Linked DNA regions of Homo sapiens: region 2 is linked to region 1. A link is a contact called in ENCODE Hi-C or POLR2A ChIA-PET data. All regions are on one chromosome and are shown on one strand. The core of a region is the stretch at or near the end of the contact, and the rest is flanking DNA. Distances in the headings are between cores, read along the strand shown. Region 1 holds the start of PCDH17 (protocadherin 17). Region 2 holds the start of TDRD3 (tudor domain containing 3).

What was found. Hi-C counts contacts between places; a loop is a spot of excess contacts on that map. ChIA-PET counts read pairs that join two places held with the same protein, here RNA polymerase II (POLR2A). Pooled maps may share reads with other maps.
Region 2: a map of endothelial cell of umbilical vein shows a loop between it and region 1 (9-fold over the local background). The contact joins the promoter of TDRD3 here to the promoter of PCDH17 in region 1. A Hi-C loop is called at or near these places in 6 of 168 maps with a recorded cell type or tissue (cardiac septum, dorsolateral prefrontal cortex, endothelial cell of umbilical vein and 3 more) and 14 of 50 pooled maps. POLR2A ChIA-PET finds 5 or more read pairs at or near these places in 1 of 52 experiments (B cell).

Annotation. Positions count from the first base shown.
Region 1 is chr13:57,629,320-57,634,604 of GRCh38, reverse strand. PCDH17 (protocadherin 17) reads right to left here and starts at 2,861. Exons shown (of 4, transcript NM_001040429.3): 1 at 1-2,861. The coding sequence starts at 2,058. RefSeq lists enhancers at 1,675-2,354, 4,313-4,898.
Region 2 is chr13:60,394,964-60,400,248 of GRCh38, reverse strand. TDRD3 (tudor domain containing 3) reads right to left here and starts at 3,029. Exons shown (of 14, transcript NM_001146070.2): 1 at 2,844-3,029. The coding sequence starts at 2,884. RefSeq lists enhancers at 2,178-2,227, 3,108-3,307, 3,157-3,669, 3,378-3,707, 4,038-4,107 and a silencer at 2,398-2,967.

The DNA.
Region 1 (5,285 bases), core at 1,612-4,111:
TCCGCTCACCGAGCGGATGATGAGCTTGGCCACTGCGGACAGGGTAGGCTTGCCGTGGTCGGTCACCTTCACCACCAGCTCCACCACGGGCGTCACGTCCTCCCAGAAAGGGTGCAGCGTGCGGATCTCGCCGCTGGACGGGTCGATCTCAAACAGGTGGTCGTCGTTGCCGTCCACGATCTCGTAGGTGAGACGCCCGCTCTCGCCGAAGTCGCTGTCTAGGGCGCGCACAGTGCTCACCAGATAGCCCAGGCCAGCGTTGCGCGGCACCTGCAGCTCCGCGGTGTCGTTCTGCAGCGTGGGGAGCACGATCACTGGCGCGTTGTCATTCACGTCTAGCACTGTCACCCTCACCGTGGCGTTGCTCTCCAAGTGCGCGGGCGCCCCCGAGTCCTTAGCAAGCACCTTGAACTCAAAAGCCTTGGTCTGCTCGAAGTTAAAGGAGCGCAGGGCGTAGATGGCCCCGTTCGTGGGATTCACAGACACATAGGTGTAGATAGACACGTCGCCGATGTGCGAGGGCAGGATAGAGTAGGATACGGTGCCGTTCTGGCCCAGGTCGGGATCCTGGGCGAGCACAGAGCCCAGGTACTCTCCCGGGATGTTGTTCTCGTGCACCTGAAGCACGTAGAGCCCTTTGGTGAACCGAGGCGGGTTGTCGTTCTCGTCTAGAATCTTGATCGCGAACGACTTGGTGGAGTTGAGGGGAGGAGAGCCCCCGTCCCGCGCCACGATGGTCACGTTGTACTCGTCTTGTGTCTCGCGGTCCAGCGGGCGGTCAGTCACCACCGTGTAGAAGTTGTCGTAGTTCTCCTCAAGCTTGAAGGGGACGGAACCCCCGGGCCCGCCCAGGCCCCCGCCGCCGCCCGTCCCTCCTCCGCCTAGGACCCGACACTGCAGCTGTCCGTTCTTGCCAGAGTCCCGGTCAGTGACCCGCACCAGGGCGATGACGGTGCCGGGAGGGGCGGCCTCGCTCAGCGCCCCCTGGCGCACGGAGACGAAACCGATGGACGGCGCATTGTCGTTGCGGTCGATGAGCTTGACCGTGACTTTGCAGTGGGCTGGGATAGGGTTAGGCCCCAGGTCTCGGGCCTGCACGTCAATCTCCAGCATCCCGTTTTCCTCATAGTCCAGATTGCCCTTCACACGGATTAGGCCGGTCTTGGGGTCGATGGAGAAGAGCTCCCGCACGCGGTCAGGCACGTAGCTGCTGAAAGAGTAGAGCACTTCACCATTGGGACCTTCATCGGCGTCGGTGGCGTTCAGATCGATGACCACTGTACCCAGCGGAGCGTTCTCGGGCAGTTCCACCAAGTAGGATGGCGCCTCGAAGACCGGGCTGTTGTCGTTGGAGTCAATCACCTTCACGTTGATCTGTACGGTGGCGGAACGTGGAGGCTCGCCACCGTCCAGGGCAGTCAGCACGAGCGTATGGTGATTCTGTTGCTCGCGGTCCAGAGCCTTCTGGATGACCAGTTCTGGGAACTTGGTGCCGTCGCCGCGGGACTTAACGTCCAGTCCAAAGAGGCCGTGATCGTCGCGCGTGAGCAGGTAGGTGCGGAGCCCATTCTCGCCGGCGTCGGGGTCATGTGCGCTGGTGAGGGGGAAGCGGGTGCCCGGAGCAGCGTTCTCCGAGATGTCCATTTCGATCTGGTCCGAGGAGAAGGAGGGCGCGTTGTCGTTGATGTCCTGGATCTCTACCTTGATCATGCAGATCTCCTTGTCGTTGGCGAACACCTCGAGGGACAGCTGGCACTTGGCATTGTGGCGGCACAGGGACTCGCGGTCGATGCGCTGCTTGGTGTAGAGGAGCCCGCTGTCTGCGTCCACGTCCAGCAGGTGCGGTGCGGAGTTCTCCAGCACCCGGTAGCTACCCGACTTGCTGCGCCCTCCGCCGCCGCGCTCTGCAGGCGGAAGCCCAGGCTGCAGTCGAGCATCCCTGCCGATGTTCCCGATCACCGTGCCGGCCCCTTGCTCCTCCGGCACGGAGTAGTTGAGGTTCTTGAGAGTGAGGGCAGGGGCCCATAGAAGAAAGCAGCAACAGATGGAAAGGTACATCCCAGACCTGTAAGGTGGGGGCAGGAGCAATCGGACTGGAGGAGCCAGAGAGGGAGTGCGCGCCAGCCTGGGGCCCTGGCGCAGCGTGCGCGCGCGACGCGAGCCACAAGTCTATGGGTCCTTTTTTCCCTCTGCACCCGAGCTGCGGCACCCGGTGGTCTCTCCTTATTCTGCTCAAGTTCCCTGAACCTGTTGATCTACAGCATCCGCACTGGGTGAGAAGCTGCGGTGCAGCAGAGCTGCAGGGGCTTGGAGCAAGGCGGTGGCTTCCTGCGGCTGGGGGTGAGCCAGGGGTTTCGTCTCTCCCGCCCGGACTTCGGGAGGCTCAAACTTGAGCGATGAGGCAGGCGATAAGAAGGAAATCTCGTCTGGGAGAGATGATAATGAGCTAAAGAATCAGTAGGTTTTCCTCGCTCCCGCTAGGGTGCTGCAAATCTACTCCCGCCCGGAGACTCCGGAATACTCTTCACATCGAGTGGGGGAGGGAGCAGGGAGGTGTGTCTCTAGGCAGATCCGAAAGTGAAATTCTTACTTGCTGCTCGCCTCCCGTGATGAAATTGATGGGGATGAAGAGCAACGAAGACAGAGTCACAGATATATTTTGAAGCTTCCCCAGCGCACCGTGAAATGTCTGCTTGCTGCGCGGGCCGGTCTGTTTTCAGGCAGTGTTTTGCTGCATTTAGAGATCTAATCTTGCATTGCTGGCTGAGGCAGCGGCGGCGGCGGACTGCATCTACCAGCCAAGCGTATTTTTTTTTTCCTCTCTCTCCTTTCCGAGCAGCCAAAGGGAGGGGAGGAAATGCAGCGTAAAGAACTAGTGTCCCGATTTGTAGTTTCCTCTCCCCACCAGGCTCCTCCCTCTCTTCCTCGGAAAAGGCTCTCCCCCGAAATCAAGAAAGCCACAGCCTGATCAGCATTTGCTGTGTGAGTCTATTGGGAGGGGGGAAGTAGAGAGATAAATCTTCGCCTCTGTTCGTAGAACACACTCTCTGATTTCTCTACGCCAAGCCAGTAGCCTCCGCTACCATCCCATCCTCTCCCCGCGAGCAAGGACTTCTCTCCAAGCAGTTTAATTCCAGTTTGCTTTTCTTCCCAGGCGAAGGGAAATCAACAGGCAACTCATGGTTGGACGTGCACATTTAAAGGAGGAGGGGGGAGGCCGAATAAAAAGGAAGGGGGAGCCTCCCTCCCAGTCCTTGCACACACACTCTCCCTGTCTCTCGCTAGAAGGGAAACAGTCTCTGCATTCACAGGGCTGGGCTGTCAAGTGCCTCTTTTCTTTCTATTCAGCATCTCCTTCCAATAGCCCTGCCTCCCAGTCCTCTTCATCTAGAAAAGAAAACCTTGGCGAGGAATAAAAGTGATGAATATTTGAAGCAAATAAAGTACGTGTTTTTTTTTTTCCTTCAATTTTCTCTTATAGTAGGAGGAGTGGGCTGGATGAAAGCAACACATCAAGGTTTGGCGTGATGCATTCTGCAGTCTCTCTTTCAGTTTTTCTGGGCGACTCAGGGAGGGCAGGGGGTGCAGAGCTGCGGCCGCGGCGGTCCAGCCAGGGGCTCCTACCCCGGGGAGCTCCCTCCGAGGGGATGTTAGACACAGGTCTGTCTACACATTATTTCGGGTTCTGGAGGCGCCTCGACATACGGGAATGACACATCCAGAAATGCAGGTGTTCCGATCTGCCGGATGAGTCAGAAGCAGCGGAACGAATCGTATTCACTCTCGCCTCATGGTCCTCCCTTCACAGACATTAGTTGCGGCTTCTTCCTAACGCTTTCTCTGACTCAGTCTATAGAAAGAAAAACCAGATTCATGTTTTTGGGGAAAAAGAAAATGCAAGAGAAAAGGATGGAGGGAAGAAGGTGAAGCTGAATCTAGCAGCACTTTTACTCTACCTCTTTCTGCCGGAGTCCGAGGTTCTGGAAAACAAGGCGTCTGCTTTGCTAGGTGTATTGGTTTATTTATTTTGTTTATTTTTTTTAAACCTTTCCTCTTGGTTAGGCGAGAGGTACCCCGAAATTTTTCAGAGTCTTGGAAAAGGAAAAACAAAATCAGGTTTCCAGTAATTGTTCCCAGCTTAGCCTCGCATCATAGTTCAAGATTTTCCTCTCAATTTTTTCTATTCACAAAGTCCAACATCGATGTGTACAGTTAATTGTGCAGTCTGTTGTGGAGGTTTTTTTTTTTTTTAATTCCTCCTTTTCTGTCACGGGTGGTCTCTTTCAGTCTGGTGTCTGCCGGGATCACCCCACAGTCTGAGAAAGATATGCGGATTTCAAAGCAAATAAATCCATCTCCGCAAGCAAAGCAGCGGATGAAAGGAAAGGTGAAAATTCAATTCAACAGTTGGAGTAGCGTCTCCCCAGCCGCCTTCCGCCGCTGCCGCATCCGCCGGGCTCGCGATCCCTGCTCTCTCCCCAGCGTCTCTTGCTGACTGACTCTATTCACCTCACGCCGCCGCTTAAACATTGATACTGATTCCCTGTCAGCCAATCCGAGCGAGGAGCAAGGCCCTGCCTTCTCGGCCCGCGTCCAATGGGAGGCGGAGAAGAGGATGGCGGGGGCGGGGCCAGGAGCCCCGGCTCTTCGGAGTCATTGATTAGATCAGTTAGATGGGGAACCAGTCCGGCTAGCGGAGCCCAGCGCTCCGCCAAAGCGGACGCGCCCCAGGATTCGCCACCAGGTCTCCCGGGCCTTTAACCACCGGGAGTAGCTCTTCCAGCGCCTTCCTTCGGAAAAGAGAATTTACAAAAAAAAGTTTAACAGCGATTTAATTTTTTTGTGGTCCTACATACACGGAATCGGGAATCGCAGTATGCTTGCAGAATAACGTAGCTGCGGTCTGCCTAAAGGGTTTCTCTACACACACTCTCACACACGCACGCACACACGCCCTCGCCGCACACACGCCCATGCCAAGGGAAGCGCAGCCCTGACTCCGCGTGGACCCATCTGAATGAGGTGCGGAGGAGTGTACGTGGGTGTGTGTGAATGCGCTTCCACGGGCTGAGATGTGTATTTCGGTGAGTGTGTGTGAATTCGAGGGCGCTCGTGAGCCCGTTTCTGCCCGCGCTGGTACGAACATGCCGCGAGCAACAGCAATCAATATGTAACTTTCTTCATCCTCTGAGAAAAATCAGCTGTCCTCAGGCACCTATGCAAGGAAAGTCACTTAATTATGAAAGTGTTTCAGAAGAAAAGCAGACTCCCGTTGAAAGAGAGGC
Region 2 (5,285 bases), core at 1,780-4,279, 2.8 Mb before region 1:
GAGAAAACAAAAATGCAGAGTGAGTAAAATTGTTATCTAGATAAATTCAGAGTCAAATTTCTTCTCCCCGTGAAGTTATTCCATGCATATAATTAAGCTTTACAAGGTACCATTTAGTGCATTATTTAAACATTATCACTACTCTGTAGAAAGCCCTGGAACATTCAAGTTCAAATCAGCAAAATCTAATAGTTTGTGTGCTACTGGCCATTGAAGAACAAAAATTATTTTAAGTCCGCCAGGTAGCTACTTTTGAAGTTATATTTTAAAATACTGATTTTTATAGGGGTTCTAATGAAGATTAAAACCTTAAGAAGGAAAAAAACTGCGCTTAAAAATAATGTAAACTTGAACAGATTGGTCTACATAGATCTTCTGTACCCCCCTGAAGATCACATTTTCAGAATTGTAAACTTTTCAGCACTAAATATTTCCCTAATCTGCTATTTTAGGTGAAGCCTATAGAACAGATTTAACAATAGTGTGTCCATGTTTTAGCATCTACTTCTTTTTAGCTTCTACAAGTAACTAAGTACATAGATTTGAATACTAAGAAAAATGGTTTGTCAGTGACAGTTAACAGAGAACCCCAAGTGTAAGAGCAAACTCAGGATATAAGAACTAAAATGAGTTGGTGAAAGCCCTTCAGTCAGAAATTTTCCCTCCAGTGCTCTTTTCTGCCTTTAAACCTTTGTGATTCTAAATTTTAACATAGTAAGTCCCCAATTAAAGACCTAGTAGAAGCCACCTGAAAGCCTAGGAGATCCTCATGCCTAGTCTGTTCGAGACCTAGCAGGAATTACATGAAACTCACAATTCCTAGAAAGATAGTGTTTTTAGCCCCGCAGATTACTACTGCCTTTATGAGTCACTGCCATACAGAAGCAGCACAGACAGGTGGGAGAAACATAAACAGTTAAGTTGCAATATAAAGTAGCAAATGCTACAATATAACATTGCTGAAGATTTATAACAATATAACGAAGCAGGGTGGGACTCTACCTAAGCTTCTGCAGAGGCCCTGCCCAGAGAATTCTGACTGGCAGGGGCATTCCAAGGTCAACTGTATTAGACTTTACAGAGAACCTACAATCTGGTGCATTTCTTGACAATCCAGATAAGGAGAAAAATAAGACTCACTTCCCTGCCCTGGAAAAGCATAAGAGGCCAGAGAAAACAAAGTCAACACGTGTTCGGGACCTAAAAAATGAGACTAATCTTTCCAAAGGAGGGGGGGTCATGTTGGAAAGCAGTAAAATACTGAGTTTGTAAATGAAAATATTACTAGTGTGAAGGATCAACGCTCAACCTAATGAGAAATGGGGAGAAAGGCAAATGAAAGAGGGATCCAAGATTATTCAGGACACCCTTGTGGGTAAAAAAACTGAAAGAAGAGATTCCTATTGAACAGAAACAAAACTGAAGACAGTGTTTTTAACTCTACAATCTTTTACGCCCATGCTGTTCTGCGAAAAAACTGTAACAACAATAACGCATAAGCGTTAAAGGAACCAGGCCCAGAGCCAGGCCCTCTGTGCTCAACATTCAACTCCACCACTTTCTAGCTATGTCATTTTGGGAAAGTTACTTAACAGCTCTTTGCCTCAGTCTCCTCACCTGTAAAATGGGGTGTATAATAACACAAGTGCCTTTAAAATCAGGAGGGGCTTCTTCAAAGCACAGTTGTGATTATATCCCTCTACTGATCAAAAACTTTATTCACAAAATCAAATCCACATCTTTCACGAACCATATAGATCTTGTGTAGGTTCTGCAAAACAATAAGCGCTTCCCTGTGTCATCTCCAGCAGCTCTGTGCTAGAAAGCCTTTTCCTTACCATCTTTCCAAGTCCACTTTAGGAAAGTAACTCTCCCTCCCATTCCACAGTGCACTCATCTGTTCCTCTGTACGTACGGTTTATCACTATTCCCCCTGGTTTTGTTTGGTCTTTTAATGCCTCACTCTTTCTCCTAAAGCAGTAATTGCAGAGAGCCGTTGCAAATCTTTTTCATCCCCGTTCCTACCCTTCATCCCAGAATGTGCCTGTGCAAGCCTGGGAAAAGCGTTACTGAATTAAACGGGATGATTACAACCGTAATGGCCGCAATTCCAGAAACTGCCTAATTTCGCATAATTTTGTATTGTTTTCAAATCCTGAAAATCTTGACACGAAAGGCCTCTTAAAATCAGAACACCATCCTTTCAAGAAAAGTTCTACCGAGCACCCCCACGAGTTGACATTGCGGTCATTCTTAGCTCCAGAAGTTGTGTGTGTGCCGCGGAAGGCAGATTCACACTGGTCCACACTGTACTTTGAAATAAGGGGTAAGAAGAGGCGGCTCCGGCCGCAGCGCGGGCTGTGCTCTGCTCTGCCCTCAACTTCCTATGGGCCCGCGGGCTCCGGCCGCGTTCGTCCCTCTCCGCCGCACTTCGTTCCCAGCCCTCGCCTCCCGATCCCGCTGCAGAAACACCCCCTCCCCGGAGAAGCCGCGCGGACGGCGCTGCAGGTCCTCCCCGGCGCTCCGGTCGGCCGGGGTCTGGGCCGCCACCCGCCCGGCTCGCGGCCCCCGGCCTCTCCCCAGGCCCGCCGCCCGCCGCCCGGGGCCCAGGCCCGCCGCCCGGGGCCCAGGCCGCCGCCGCCGCCGCCTCCAGGGGACCTAGGGGAACTCGCAGGGCTCCGCGTGGCGCCGGGGGCGGAGCCGGCCCGAAGGGCCCGGGGAGAGGCCGGGGGCGGACGACAGCCTCCGCCTACCCCGACACGCACCCCGCCGCCCCCAACCCAACCTCCCTGGGGCCCCGGCCCGCACCCGCGGCCCGGCAGCCGGCGGGACTCGCCACTTACCAACCCGCCTGGGACAACGCCGCGCCGGCCACCTGGGCCATGGTAGCTGCTTAGGCCGGGGGTGGTGGGGGGCTGGGGTGGGGGTGATGGGGAGGCCTCCTACTTGAGACCCCCCCCCTTAAAAAAAAAAAAAGAAAAGAAAAGAAAAAACTCCTCTGGTCGGCTCTGCAACTGGGCATGCTCAGTGCGGCCGGCGCTTCCGCGTGCGGGTTCCGCTCGCCGCGTTTTCTGAGCGGCCGTAGGGGCCGGCCTGGTGTGGGGCTCCCAGGCTGCGGAGCTCCGGGACCTGATCCACCAAACACCGGCTGGTGGCTGGAGTCAGGACGGTTCAGGGACTTTGCCTCTTCCCCGAAGGCTTTTACTTGTTTTGGGGGGCGCTTTTCTGAGTTGCACACCTTGGAAAGTCGCGAGGAGGTTCTTCGTAGAGCAAAAGTGTGGCGTTTGCAGCGCCCACAGGCGGCCACCTCAGAGAGGGCAGGATAAGGCCTGAGGAGACTGACGGGTTGGCTGCGAGGGAACGCGTCCAGGACCGCGCTAAAAAGGTCACGTTGCGGGCAGCAAAACTCAGAGGTGTCCCCAGCCCATTCTGCACAAAAGTTTACTTTCTTATAAACACTCGTTCCCTTCACCTCGCCTTTTGGTCCGCCCGGACGCAAAGAAAAAATGCAGCTCAAGCTTTTTTGAGTCCCCGCGGGCAGATCGAGTTGCCCCAGTCGGACACCACAGTGAAAATGCCCTGGTCAGCCCAAGAAAACCTGCTTTTAGGGGACATGGGGAAATGGGGCAGTTGTGTCAGTGCTTGTTTTTCCTGTTGCCCTCCCCCTGGGACCATCCGTGTCCTAGCGCGGCCCTGCCACCTTGGCTCTGTACTGCCAGATCTGGCAACCACAGCCGCTTCCCCGCCGATGCCCTTCGCCCGCGCTGTAGAGGGCTGGGGCGCAGGGTGGGTCCCTGAGTGGGCATGCGCGCCGCCGTCGCCCAGCGGCACGGCGGACGCTACCGCGCGATTGGGCGTCCGTGACTCACGCTGGCCAATCAGAGAGGAACAGGCGGAAGGGTACGCGGGCCCAAGAGGCGCTCCCTAAAAGTTTGCTCCACCTTCTTGGTCTTTCACCTCTGCGGCGTCCCGTATTGCGGGGAAAAAGGCTTCTAAGGGGCAGCGTCCCCATCTGCCAGGTCAGGGGAAGAAGACTGTTAGGAACTTAATCCCTATCTCCGCCGCTTGCCGCTGCCCCTGCTTCTAAGGGCATCATCAAAAACAGACTTGGAGCAGAGACTGCGGAACTGGGCAGAGGCGCTCTTGGGATTGGGGAGGAAATTGGCAGTTACGGAAGGAAGGGGATAATTGCCCTGGGTGGAGCTAAAATTCCTTAATACAGATTTTTCTCATTTCAGCTGGGGTATTCCGTTTGGTCTTCCCAAAAGTCATAGTTATAAAATCGCGATGCTTTCGTTAGATGGAATGCTATTGAGATTTGCTCCCAAGTATATTGTTTAGATAATTTTAGATCACAAGTAGCTCCATCCTGTTCGCTGCAATGTGCAGTAGTATGCAGTGTTTAAGTCATACGTATGCTACAGGTATATTTCAATTTATAGTCATCGGCCATCATATACAGGAGCCAGGAATAGATATGCCATTTTAAAGGTAAATAGATGACTCAAAAATAAATTGCCAATAATTTTTATTGGCGGTTAGAATTTTCTGTTACCAATTATTTACATTTTTCAGTTAGTGTAACCTGTTAACTATGAAAATATGTTGTACCAATCATCAGAATTTCTCACTGGTTATAAAGTCATTTGTTCTCACATGTCGTGTGATTCAGTAAGGATTTACCACTGCATGGTCCTTACAATAATAAAGTACTCCACAAAACACTAAATTCTCTTAAAGAATGGGTTTTTTACTGGAGAAATGTGGGACAACATGAGCATCCAAAAAATGGTGACAATAATTGATGAAACACATTGAATTTCTTCGGAGTGCCACCAAAAATGAAGGAGGACAAAATCTTTTCTTTCAGAGCAATACAAGATAGTAAATGTAGAACAAATGATAGAATTAGAAAAATCACAGTTTTCCAAGTCAACCACAATTGATAGAGGAAAATTTATCAGACGATACTAAAAGCCACAGGGTAAAAGACTAGGAGTACAGGATCTTCACATGGTCTCAAAGTTTCAAGCCATAACTTACTTATTACAGAAGGGAAAATGTAGCTTTACCTTTTAAAAAAAAAAATCACTGCCTTAAGAGATCAAAGCTAGAATCACTAATAATGGGACAATCTAATGTATTCTGCTTACTGATGTAATGCAACTAGACATACACATCACTTAAGAAGTATTCTTGCCAAAATGGTTTAACCTGAGTTTAACCAAGCTTGTGGACAGTGGATCCTAAACCAACCCCCACACCCCCAAATCCATTTAGCAATG